3 separate regions of the Homo sapiens genome follow, and regions 1 and 3 are each linked to region 2. Evidence: chromatin contacts called from ENCODE Hi-C or POLR2A ChIA-PET data. All regions are on one chromosome and are shown on one strand. The core of a region is the stretch at or near the end of the contact, and the rest is flanking DNA. Distances in the headings are between cores, read along the strand shown. Region 1 overlaps LOC105373592 (a long non-coding RNA gene). Region 2 holds the start of CLASP1-AS1 (CLASP1 antisense RNA 1). Region 3 overlaps LOC105373592 (a long non-coding RNA gene).

Evidence for each region. A loop is a pair of places that touch in the nucleus more often than their neighbours do. ChIA-PET counts read pairs that join two places held with the same protein, here RNA polymerase II (POLR2A). Pooled maps may share reads with other maps.
Region 1: a loop to region 2 is called in a map of CD4-positive, alpha-beta memory T cell, with 5 times the contacts of the local background. The contact joins the enhancer-like site here to the promoter of CLASP1-AS1 in region 2. A Hi-C loop is called at or near these places in 4 of 168 maps with a recorded cell type or tissue (CD4-positive, alpha-beta T cell, CD4-positive, alpha-beta memory T cell, GM12878 and 1 more), 2 of 37 single-sample maps with no recorded cell type and 8 of 50 pooled maps.
Region 3: a loop to region 2 is called in a map with no recorded cell type, with 3 times the contacts of the local background. The contact joins the enhancer-like site here to the promoter of CLASP1-AS1 in region 2. A Hi-C loop is called at or near these places in 2 of 37 single-sample maps with no recorded cell type and 4 of 50 pooled maps. POLR2A ChIA-PET finds 5 or more read pairs at or near these places in 2 of 52 experiments (activated CD4-positive, alpha-beta T cell and activated naive CD4-positive, alpha-beta T cell).

Annotation. Positions count from the first base shown.
Region 1 is chr2:121,966,959-121,970,554 of GRCh38, reverse strand. All of the region lies in intron 2 of LOC105373592 (a long non-coding RNA gene), which reads right to left. Among named protein-coding and RNA genes, the nearest start is that of LINC01823, 180 kb to the right of the region's middle. Within about 2 kb of position 1,259, at least 9 of the 41 ENCODE cell types and tissues checked have a DNase peak (open chromatin) inside an H3K27ac peak, as active enhancers do.
Region 2 is chr2:121,528,279-121,531,784 of GRCh38, reverse strand. It overlaps CLASP1-AS1 (CLASP1 antisense RNA 1), which reads right to left and starts at 1,617. Exons shown (of 2, transcript XR_001739683.2): 1 at 1,010-1,617. It overlaps CLASP1 (cytoplasmic linker associated protein 1), which reads left to right. Exons shown (of 41, transcript NM_001395891.1): 3 at 1,460-1,538; 4 at 3,005-3,108. RNU4ATAC (RNA, U4atac small nuclear) reads right to left here and starts at 905; the gene lies at 776-905. RefSeq lists an enhancer at 1,228-1,357 and a silencer at 1,548-1,747.
Region 3 is chr2:121,906,385-121,909,736 of GRCh38, reverse strand. All of the region lies in intron 1 of LOC105373592 (a long non-coding RNA gene), which reads right to left. Among named protein-coding and RNA genes, the nearest start is that of LINC01823, 120 kb to the right of the region's middle. Within about 2 kb of position 1,701, at least 2 of the 41 ENCODE cell types and tissues checked have a DNase peak (open chromatin) inside an H3K27ac peak, as active enhancers do.

The DNA.
Region 1 (3,596 bases), core at 10-2,509, 440 kb before region 2:
ACGCCTCCACAGGGAGGATTTCTCTCAACTGGAAATAAATAACTCAGGGATCAAGGATATAATTGGAGCTCTTGATCCAGAGTGTGACCTTCCACTTTTCTCTATTTATTTTTTAGATTAATCAGAGTCTTTACTGGGCTCATGTCAATAAACAACAGGCTTTTTCAATATATACCACCTGCACATCCAATATATCCAAGAAAATAAAAACATATCCACAGGGATTAGTAGCCATGAATCACCAGGAGCCAAAGAAAAGTGCTGTAGATTTTAATAGCCCCAACTATCTGTCTCTTCTAAATGGAAAAGAGGTCAGCCCAGCCAGCCCATGCTCAGGAAAAGGAAATGTGATATACCTAGCCATATTTTTGATAAAACATTTGCTTGAAGAATAGCTGTGTTCTGATGGCTGCGTCATGCACAAAAACAGGACTTGAAGCTGAAACATAAGCCTATCTGCGATAAAAAAGAAATACAAGGGAAAAAGGGAGCAGGAAGAAAGACAAGAGACAGCAGGAAGGAAGGGAGGAAAGAAGAGAAAGATGAGAAGAAAATCCCAGCAGAGAGCACTTCCTCTTCCCTGTGGTGTGGTTTGGAAAGGCTGCCACAGCTGCAGGGCATTGAGCAACCTGCTCACCTCTTCCAGGACTCAGTTTCTTCAGCTGTAACCCGGTGGAGGAGGCAGGCAAGCGTGTGCGTAGACTTAACAAATGACAGAGGCATCTTTGCAAACCACTAAGGAAAAGACAGATTGTTCAATAAATGGTGCTAGGACATTTGATAACTTAAATGGAAGAGAATAAAATCAGATTCTCATCTCTAACAGCCCACAAAAATAACCCCAGAAGAATTAAAGACTGTTAACAAAATACCATGAGATCTGCAGAGGGAAAAGAGAGCTTTCCTTCCTGAAAGCAATCTGCAGATTAGGGAGGCTCAGACTTCAGTACGAGTGAAAGTGTGCTCGCTGAAGAGCAAAGGGAGTGAATGTTCTTGCCCAGGTTCTCAATCAGGTCCATTTGTTCTAAAAAGGATTCAAACTTGTTCAGTTCAGATGGAACCAAATATTCGAGCTCTGATTGAGTAGTTTCCAACCCTAAAACCAGAAGTTTCTTTCAAACAACTGGATTGGAGTGGGGAAGAGAATGTTCTGGAAGCAGTTTATTTTGGCTCTGGTTATAGGAACTGTTCTGGCTCGGGGATATAAAGCAAAATGTTTGTCAGGAGCTGGTTTTTCTGAGAACCAAGGACATGTGACCATTCTTCATCAGCCCGCATCGCTGCCTGGTTCTGCTTTTAAACTGGAAGCGTCTCTATTATTCACAGGGAGCCTGTCTCTATTAATCACAGAGAGCTTGGAGTCTTATTTTAGTTTTATTTCACAAGGCCTAAATGGAGAAAGGCAAATTTTAAACTTTTATGAGAAAAATAGGCTATCTTTTTAACTCCTACGTAGAGAAGCCTTTGTAAAGAAATCACAAAAAGCATAACCCACATAGGAGAATTTTGGTAAACATAACACATTAAACTTTTTAAACTTTCTTGTAACAAAAAACATCATAAACAGCATCAAAAAACAAAGGCAATAACTGAAGGAAAAAACATTTTTTAGGAAAAAAACACAATTAAAATAAAAACTAGGCAAAAACGAGAAATACAGATAAGTCCCAGAAGAGGAAAACAAATGGCCAGAAACAGGGAAAGATATCAGCCTCACAAGGAATTGGGAAAACTTAAATTCAAACAATAAGACACCATTTTACAGCAAAGAGAGTGGGAAAATCCCTGATAATTCTGAGTGTTGGTGAGAATGTGGAGAAGCAAAAACTCACCTAAAAAGTAGCTGTTGTACCCTGAGAAGCTGATAACCAGAAAGCAATTCCCTTTCTAGGAATATTCAGTAGAGAAGCTCTCACTAACACACACAACAAGATGTCTGGACAATAATATTCCCAGAAGCTTGGCTTACAATATCAAAGATGGTACAAACATCCTAAAGGTCCATCACCAGGAGAATGGCTAAATGGCTTGAGGTATACCTCATCTTTATTTCATTCATACATGGAAAGCTATTCATATATGGAAATCCCAACAACAGGGCTGAAGGGACAAAACGAGGTTCAGGAGGATATGGCTAGTGTGATATGTGATACCATTCGTTTGCAGCAACATTGTAAGCTGCAAAGCAATAGTATGTGTTGTCTGTTATACACAGATACTAGTGCACATGGAAGACACACATGGCTGGTAAGCACCAAGCTCAGGATGCAGCTTACCTCTAAGGTGAGATAGAAAGTGATGAGACTATGCCAGGTTCCATGAAGGAGCATTAGCTGCGTCTGTCATGCTACTTTTTTTTTTTTTTTGAGAGGGAGTCTCACTCTGTTGCCCAGGCTGGAGTGCAGTGGCATAATTTTTTTTTTTTTTTGTATTTTTAGTAGAGACAGGGTTTCACCGTGTTGGCCAGGGTGGTCTCGATCTTCTGACCTCGTGATCCACCCACCTCAGCCTCCCAAAGTACTGGGATTACAGGCGTGATGGCCCATATTTCTCTAAAAAGCTGAATCAGGCTGGCTGTGGTGGCTCACGCCTGTAATCCCAGCACTTTGGGAGGCCGAGGCAGGTGGATCACCTGAAGTCGGGAGTTCCAGACCAGCCTGGCCAACATGGTGAAACCCCATCTACTAAAAATACAATAATCAGCTAAGCATGGTGGCAGGGGCCTGTAATCCCAGCTACTCGGGAAGCTGAGGCAGGAGAATCACTTGAACCTGGGAGGCAGAGCTTGCAGTGAGCCAAGATCGCATCATTGCTCTCCAGCCTGGGCGACAGAGCGAGACTCCGTCTCACAAAAAGAAAAAAAAAAAAAAAAACAAGAAAGAAAGAAAGAAAAGAAAAGAAAGGAAAATAGTATATATTCAAGGTGTTCTGCATGATTTTATATACGTATACACTGTGTCCTGATTACCAAATTAATTAACACATCCTCACCACAAGCAGTTACCATTCGTGTGTGTGTAGGGAGCGGGAGGGAAGTAAGGACACTAAGATCTGCTCCCTTAGATAATTTCAAGTAAATAATGCAGCATGATTAACCACTGTGAGGGATTTAGTCTTACAATCAACTTTCCCTAAAGTACTTCCAGTAAAAAATTATTATTATGAGTATTCCCCCAAAAGGATTCCATTATCCAATGCTTTTAGGAAATAGATATGGTTTGGGTCTGTGTCCTCACCCAAAACTCATGTCAAATTATAATCTCCAGTGTTGGAGGTGGGACCTGGTGGGAGGTGATTGGATCATGGAGGCGGTTTCTCATGAATCATTTAGCACCATGCTCTTGATGCTGTTCTTGCAATAGAGTTATGGTGAGATCTGGTTGCTTAAAAGTACATAGCACCTCCCCCCTCTCTCTCTTGCTCCTGCTCCAGCCATGTAAGATGTGCCTGCTCCCTCTTTGCCTTCCATCATAATTGATAGTTTCCTGACGTCTCCCCAGAAGCTGAGCAGATGCCAGCACCATGCTTCCTGTACAGCCTGCAGAACCACGAGCCAATTAAAACTCTTCTTTATAAATTACTTAGTCTCACGTATT
Region 2 (3,506 bases), core at 368-2,867:
GCGATTCTCCTGCCTCAGCCTCCCAAGTAGCTGGGACTACAGGCATGCGCCGCCACGCCCAGCTAATTTTTGTATTTTTAGTAGAGACGGGGTTTCACCATGTTGGCCAGGATGGTCTCTATCTCCTGAGCTCCTGATCCGCCCGCCTCGGCCTCCCCAAGTGCTGGGATTACTATTTTTTTTTTTTTTTTGAGATGGAGTCTCGCTGTCGCCCAGGCTGGAGTGCAGTGGCGCGATCTCTGCTCACTGCAGGCTCCACCCCCCCGGATTCACGCCATTCTCCTGCCTCAGCCTCCCGAGCAGCTGGGACTACAGGCGCCGGCCACCTCGCCCGGCTAATTTTTTGTATTTTTAGGAGAGACGGAGTTTCACTGTGTTAGCCAGGATGGTCTCGATCTCCTGACCTCGTGATCCGCCCCCCTCGGCCTCCCAAAGTGCTGGGATTGCAGGCGTGAGCCACCGCGCCCGACCTGGATTACATTTTATGTGAGGTGCAAAGACCTACTGAAACTTCGTCTCCTATTGAAACTTGACCTAGACTACTGGGCTGACTCAGCATAAGGAAGTTACAGAACAGTTGATGATCGGCGTAAAGTTAAAGGGGTGAAGTTCTGTTGAAATCCTTCCCGTTTAATCACCGCAAAAACTGAAAGAACTTTACTTGCGACACTAAAACCACGCGTCTTGTGCACCCTCTACTGGTTTAACCACAAAGTACTAGTTTATTTACGAATTACTGCTGTTTGAACTGATAAGTCTATGAAAACAGGTTTTCATTTTTCCAAAAATTGCACCAAAATAAAGCAAAAGCTCTAGTTGATGCGGGTGTGTTGTTCAGGCGTTAGCAGTACTGCCCTCACTATGCGCTCATTGGACAGTAGCGCAACCCCAAGAAAAGGATGGTTATAATAGAAAGTCCCTGGGCTGCAAGCAGGAAGCGCCAATACCTGGTAGGGTTGTGGTAATTAATTCGTGAGCCTCGCCCTAGTCGGTCTGGTAGCTAGCTTACCTCCAGCCTCCACAGCTTTCGACGACACCCCAATTCTTTGTTTTCTGAGGCTCCCGAAGGGTCGCAAAAGCGGCGGCTCGGTTTTACCCAGAAGACCGCGCGTCGGCCGCTCGAAAATTTGCATACGCTTTTCTCGCCGGGGCGGGGCTGGCGGGGGCGGGACCGCGGCGCGCTCTTGAACTCCACCCGCAGCTAACCCGGGTTTGGCTACGCTGTATTGCCTTTTATTTCGTTTCTCCTCACCGAGTATTTTCCATTATAGCTGTACATAGCTCTTTTTGTGGAAGATCATCCTTCTTCGTGCTAATCTCTTTGGTCCTCCAGTCGGCATGCGTCTGGACTCTCGGACTGCGTCTGGGCCGGAAATGTCTAGGCCTCCCCGGAGCGGGTGGGCGGGAGCGCTGCCCCGCAGGCCGGCTGCTAACAGGCTCCCGGTGTTTCCCGCTGCAGGTGGTTCTGCTGGGCATGGACATCCTGTCCGCCCTGGTGACCCGGCTGCAGGATCGGTTCAAGGCGCAGATCGGCACAGGTGAGCTGCGGCACTTGTGGAGCGGACCCGGCCCCTTCAGACCCCCAGCCTTCCCTCGGCCTCCCCGGCTCCCAAACCCTCCCGGCAGCCACCCTGCCTCCCCTCCAGCCCCCTCTCCCTCCCTTCCGCTCCTCCCAAACAGCCAGTCCCCGCCCTCCCCCGCAGCCCCCCTAAGCACTCGCAGCCTGGGTCGGCCGCCCCGCTGCCTTCCCTTCCAGCTGGACTCCCCTGGCCTCTGGGCCTGCGGGCGCCCTTACCCTCCCCCATACCTTTGTACTGGCTTCACTGTGTTCTCACACGGAACTTAGTAATACGTGTTCTAATATGAAATATTAGTGCCATTTTTATTTCTTATGCTAAATTAGCTGTCACTCTTTAGTGCCAACCAAGTCATATTTTACCCTGACCCCGGTCCCCTTTAATGAGAGGCAGTTTTCCTTGAGAAATCCTATAAAACCAAGCCAGTTGTATTTTTCTCCAGATGATTATGGTTGGCATGACTATTTTCACCTTGATTGTAAATGTCATTACAAATGTATAGTAAATGTTCACTCTTATTTTGAAGGGAAAACAGTATGTCAGCAAAATGAAACAAAACCCACAGATTTCATAGATTTAAATACCTCTAAATTCCTGACCTCCGGTGTTTCATGGGGGTAGTATAAACACTAAGCATCTCTATGCAACCATTTCCTTATGGAATTTCTCTGTTTTACGTTGGTACACATGTATTCTTTACTGTTAACTTTCCGACCAATATGCTCCTTCTGAAAAGGTCATGAGCACCGACTGTTTACAAATTTAAAAAAAGCTTTTACTTTTAGACATTTGATATTTTAATAGTGTTCCATTTTCCTCCTAAATTAGCTGAATTATTCAGGGATATCTCATGTAATAGAGGTTTACAAACTCTTAAAATAAGCTGATCTCTGGTCTACAGGTGCACTTGGACCACTGGTGGGAGGGTCCACCCTGGGTATGTCGGGGAAGATGGAGAGCTGGGCTCTGTCTCATGTGTGTATGGGCGTGATGTAAAACTAAAAATACACAATAGTGATGAAACTTAAGATTTATTCATAAGTGCCCACTCCTTCCACCCCCAAACACATATACTGGAGCCCCTCTCCTTGTGTTTTACCTAAATTTTCCTTTCTGTTGACTCTTCCTCTCAAGGTCTTCCATTTTTATCAGCTTACAAATACGTTGGGAACTGGCTGGAGGAACGTGGGGTAAGGAGGAAGACAAATAGTGTATCTGTCCATGCAAAGGATTTTGCAGACTCTTTTGGTGACTTTCATGGACTTCAGCAAGGAGAGTAGAGCTGTGAGCAAAGATGAGTGGTTTTAGAATGAGATACATCATTTAGGTCAGGGGTTTGTCTTCCCACATAATTGAGATAGGAATACTTGGTGACCACAGACCCCCAAATAGGGTTTCATTTGATCAGTTTCCATTTTGATTTTCAGTGCTGCCAAGTCTAATAGACAGACTAGGAGATGCTAAAGACTCTGTGAGGGAGCAGGACCAAACTCTGCTGCTAAAGATCATGGATCAAGCTGCTAATCCCCAGGTAGGGGCAAGAGATGTGTTTTGAGGTCAGCTGGCCAGTGCGCGTGCATGCACGTGCGAGGGTGTGTGTGTGTACTTGCACAAATGGTGTGACTCCATAGACTTAAGCTGATGTATTACAGATAAAAATTTTCACAGCATTCAATCTGTTTCCCCATGCAAGATATTTAAATAAGTCACAAAACTATGAGATGAGTAAATTAGTGGATTTAACATGGGGGTATTGAATCTAATATACTTAGTTTTAATCCATTAGACTCTTCAGCTCATTTATGTAACCGACTCTCCAATTCTCTGAAAAGAGGGAGCTGTGGTGTCTGGGGAGTCAGGAGGCCTGGCTGGAGCCCTGGCCCCTGTCTTCCGGTGAATTGGGGCTGCTGGGATGGACCAAAACAGCCC
Region 3 (3,352 bases), core at 452-2,951, 380 kb before region 2:
CCTCCAGAGTGTGTGGCCCAGAGCTCTGTGCCTGGAGAAGACACCATCAACTGTTGATTTGATTTGTACTTAGAGAAGAAAAACAGTGTAATGATTAAGAGCACAGACTCTGGAGTGAGACTGCCTGGATTCAAATTCCAGCTCATTGCTACTGCATGATCCTGAGCAAATCAGCTTTTCCTCTCTGTCTCAGTTTTCTCATCTGTAAAATGGGGATAACAAGAGCTCCTACCTCACAGGATTCTTGTGAGAAGTTAATGAATTATATATGAGAACAGTGACACAGATTTGCTATATTATTATTTATAAGCTACGCTTCTCACAGGTATTGATGCTCCTGCAAGGAGTGCAATCTGTTCTAATGATGGACATTTCAGGAATCAACAACAGGTCAGCAGGAAAAATTGGGGGGAAAGGGGAGATGCTTGGCCCTCATCAAATCACACCATAAGCAGGTCTTGCTGCTCAACTAAACTTCACGACATCCCCAGGCCTCCAGCTCTCCCAAGTGCACAGGACATTTGGGAAAATTAATGGATGGAGGAGTTTGACTTAGCTGCCTGGACCTGCTGTGATGGGAGGGGGTGTGGGGCGTACCCCGGGCCTCAGCCACTCAGCACCATCCGGAAGCGCCTCATGTTCCATTTAGCTTATAATAGCAGATATGAAAATTTTATCAGGTTTTCTGCCTTACTCTTGTGAAATATTAAACATCAATAAATTATTAAGCTGAATGTAAAATACTACAAATGTTCCTAGATTTCAAAAGGCACTTCAGAAGCACGTTGGTTACAGGGCTATTTTGGGCAAAGCAAACCTGCCCCAGTAAGGAGGTATCTTTTTTCTTCTCCCATTATCTGTGTTCCTTCATAGGGAAGTGTCTATTCTGGGATTCACGCTCTACAAGTAAGCCCCAAAGAAGCTTCTGCACAGGTAGCCACTTGACGCGTTCTAGGAGGAGTGTGGGCAGGATCTGGAATCTGCACCCGGGAGGAGGGAAGAGAGCTGCAGGCCTGGGGCCCAAACTTTGAAAAAAATGACAGTGTTAGGTGTTCCTTCTCTCCATCTTGGAAGCGGGAGTGCATCTTGGGCACGGGTTGTGGCCAAAAAGGTTTCTGATGGCCCAGGAATGTGTGTCTAGTGGACAAGGAGGTGCTGAATGGAGTCTGTTTCCCTAGGAGGCTAAGGAGGTTCCTGAGAAAGACCCAGCCGGATGTGAACCAGCGAACCTGACAAATCAGTGGGGTGCCCAAAGGACGATGCCTGTTGCCAAGGAACTGAGGAGCCTCCCTGAAAACAGCTCACCCTGAGAAGAAGGCACTAAGCCCCAGTCTTTGGTTGCAAAAAGGAATCCTGAGCCCAGCACTGCAGCTGCTTCTCTGGTCCTCCCACAGCCCAGCCTCCTGCACCTGCATCTGGCTCAGGACAGAGGGACAGCTCCGAGAGAAACCAAAAGGAGACACCTCACTGGTGCACAAGCCACTCAGCTCAGGTCTCCATTACAGGGCGTCCCAGAAAGGGGAGAGAGGGCTTTCCTGCTTTGTTACAAATTGCCACACAGCTCAGCATGCAGAGGCAAGTCAGCCACGACGGAAACATGACACAGGACAGCATGGGGTGACAGTGAGGCCCAGACAGCAGCAGCAGGCACAAAGGCTTTCAGCACGTAGCAGGGAGCCGTGGGGGCAGAAAGACGCGGTGCCTACAGCGCCTGGCAGAGCTCCCAGGATGGAGCTGCTCCCTCGAGACCCAAGGCTGTGCCTTCCTCATGCCTGCCCAGGAAGGCTGGTCCCAGCCAGACTGCCCCTTACTCCTCCACCCCACCTTCGCCTCTGCCTCTCTCTGTTTCAACACTGTCTCTGTGTATGGGTGTGTGTGTGTGTGTGTGTGTGTCCATTTATATAATTTATTTCATAAATCAATTTAGCATTTTACCCAAGGAAGACAGGTGTAACAATTAGGAATAATTTTGTCTACCCGTAACAGAAACCTGACCAGCTGTGGCTTAGCACACCAGGACAGCTCCCGTTTACCTCACACAGCCTGGTGGTAGCGGGTGCAAGGTTGATCCCGGGTCACTGAAGATCCAGCCTCCCTACTCTTGCAGCACTGTCTGCATTCTTTAGTGTACTTGCTCTTTCTCCTTCATGCTACCCCTCTAGGTGTTACATCTCCCGGGGAAACATCAAGCAAAGAAAACCTGACTATAGGGACTTAGAAAAGCAGGGCTTGTTTTCCTCATCACAGGAAGTCCAGAGGTAAGCAGATGCCCATGGGATTTCAACTACTCAGCAGCACTGGCGCCTCCTGTGCCTCCACACCACAATCTTTGGTGAATGGGCCTCTGGCATCACTTGCCAGTTCTTGGTGACAAGATGGCTGCCACAGCCCCAGACATCACACCTGCCTTCAAGGTAGGAGAGGGGAGATGGGCAAAGCCAGCTGCAGCTGCATATGTCTCCTTTTATCAGAAAAGCAAAAGGTACATTTGCTGGTGAGGCTTATCTCTCTCTCTGCAGCCTAGGCCTCTGCCTTGTGAGCCAAATCCACACATCCAGCTGTCTCCTGGGCATCTCTCAGACCCCCATACGTACGTGAAAAGACTGGGAGACCTGGGTTTAAGACTGAGCCATGCCACTGGCTGAGACCTAGGAAAAGACACTTAATCCTTCGGAATCTAGGTTTCTATCTAACTTTGGGAATACTGCTCCCTGAAGACCTCCCATAGAGTTACTGTGAGGATGAAATCAGACAATGCAGGTAAAGGTGCTTTGAAATTGCAAAGCATGGCAACATTTCCTCGTGTGTTCCAAGAATAACAAAAACAAAAAATGTGCACTGCCAGGTGCGGTGGCTCATGCCTGTAATCCCAGCACTTTGGGAGGCCGAGGCAGGCAGATCACTTGAGGTCAGGAGTTTGAGACCAGCCCAACCAACATGGCAAAACCCCGTCTCTACTAAATATACAAAAATTAGCCAGGCATGGTGGCAGGCGCCTGTAATCCCAGCTACTCGTGAGGCTGAGGCATGAGAATCACTTGAACCTGGGAGGCGGAGGCTGCGGTGAGCTGAGGTCACACCATTGCACTCCAGCCTGGACGACAAGAGTGACTTCGTCTCCAAAAAAAAAAAAAAAATTGAAAATAGAACCACCATATGATAGTCAGAGACATGGGCACTCCCATGTTTACTGTAGCACTATTCACAGTAGCCAAGATTTAGAAGCCCATCTATGGAAGAATGTGGTACATATATACAACAGAATACTATTCAGTGGAGACTGGCTGAAGGGAGAGCTGTCTGAAGAGGGTTCTGGAAAGCCTTGGAGGCAAGCAGCTGCCAGCTCCTCCGA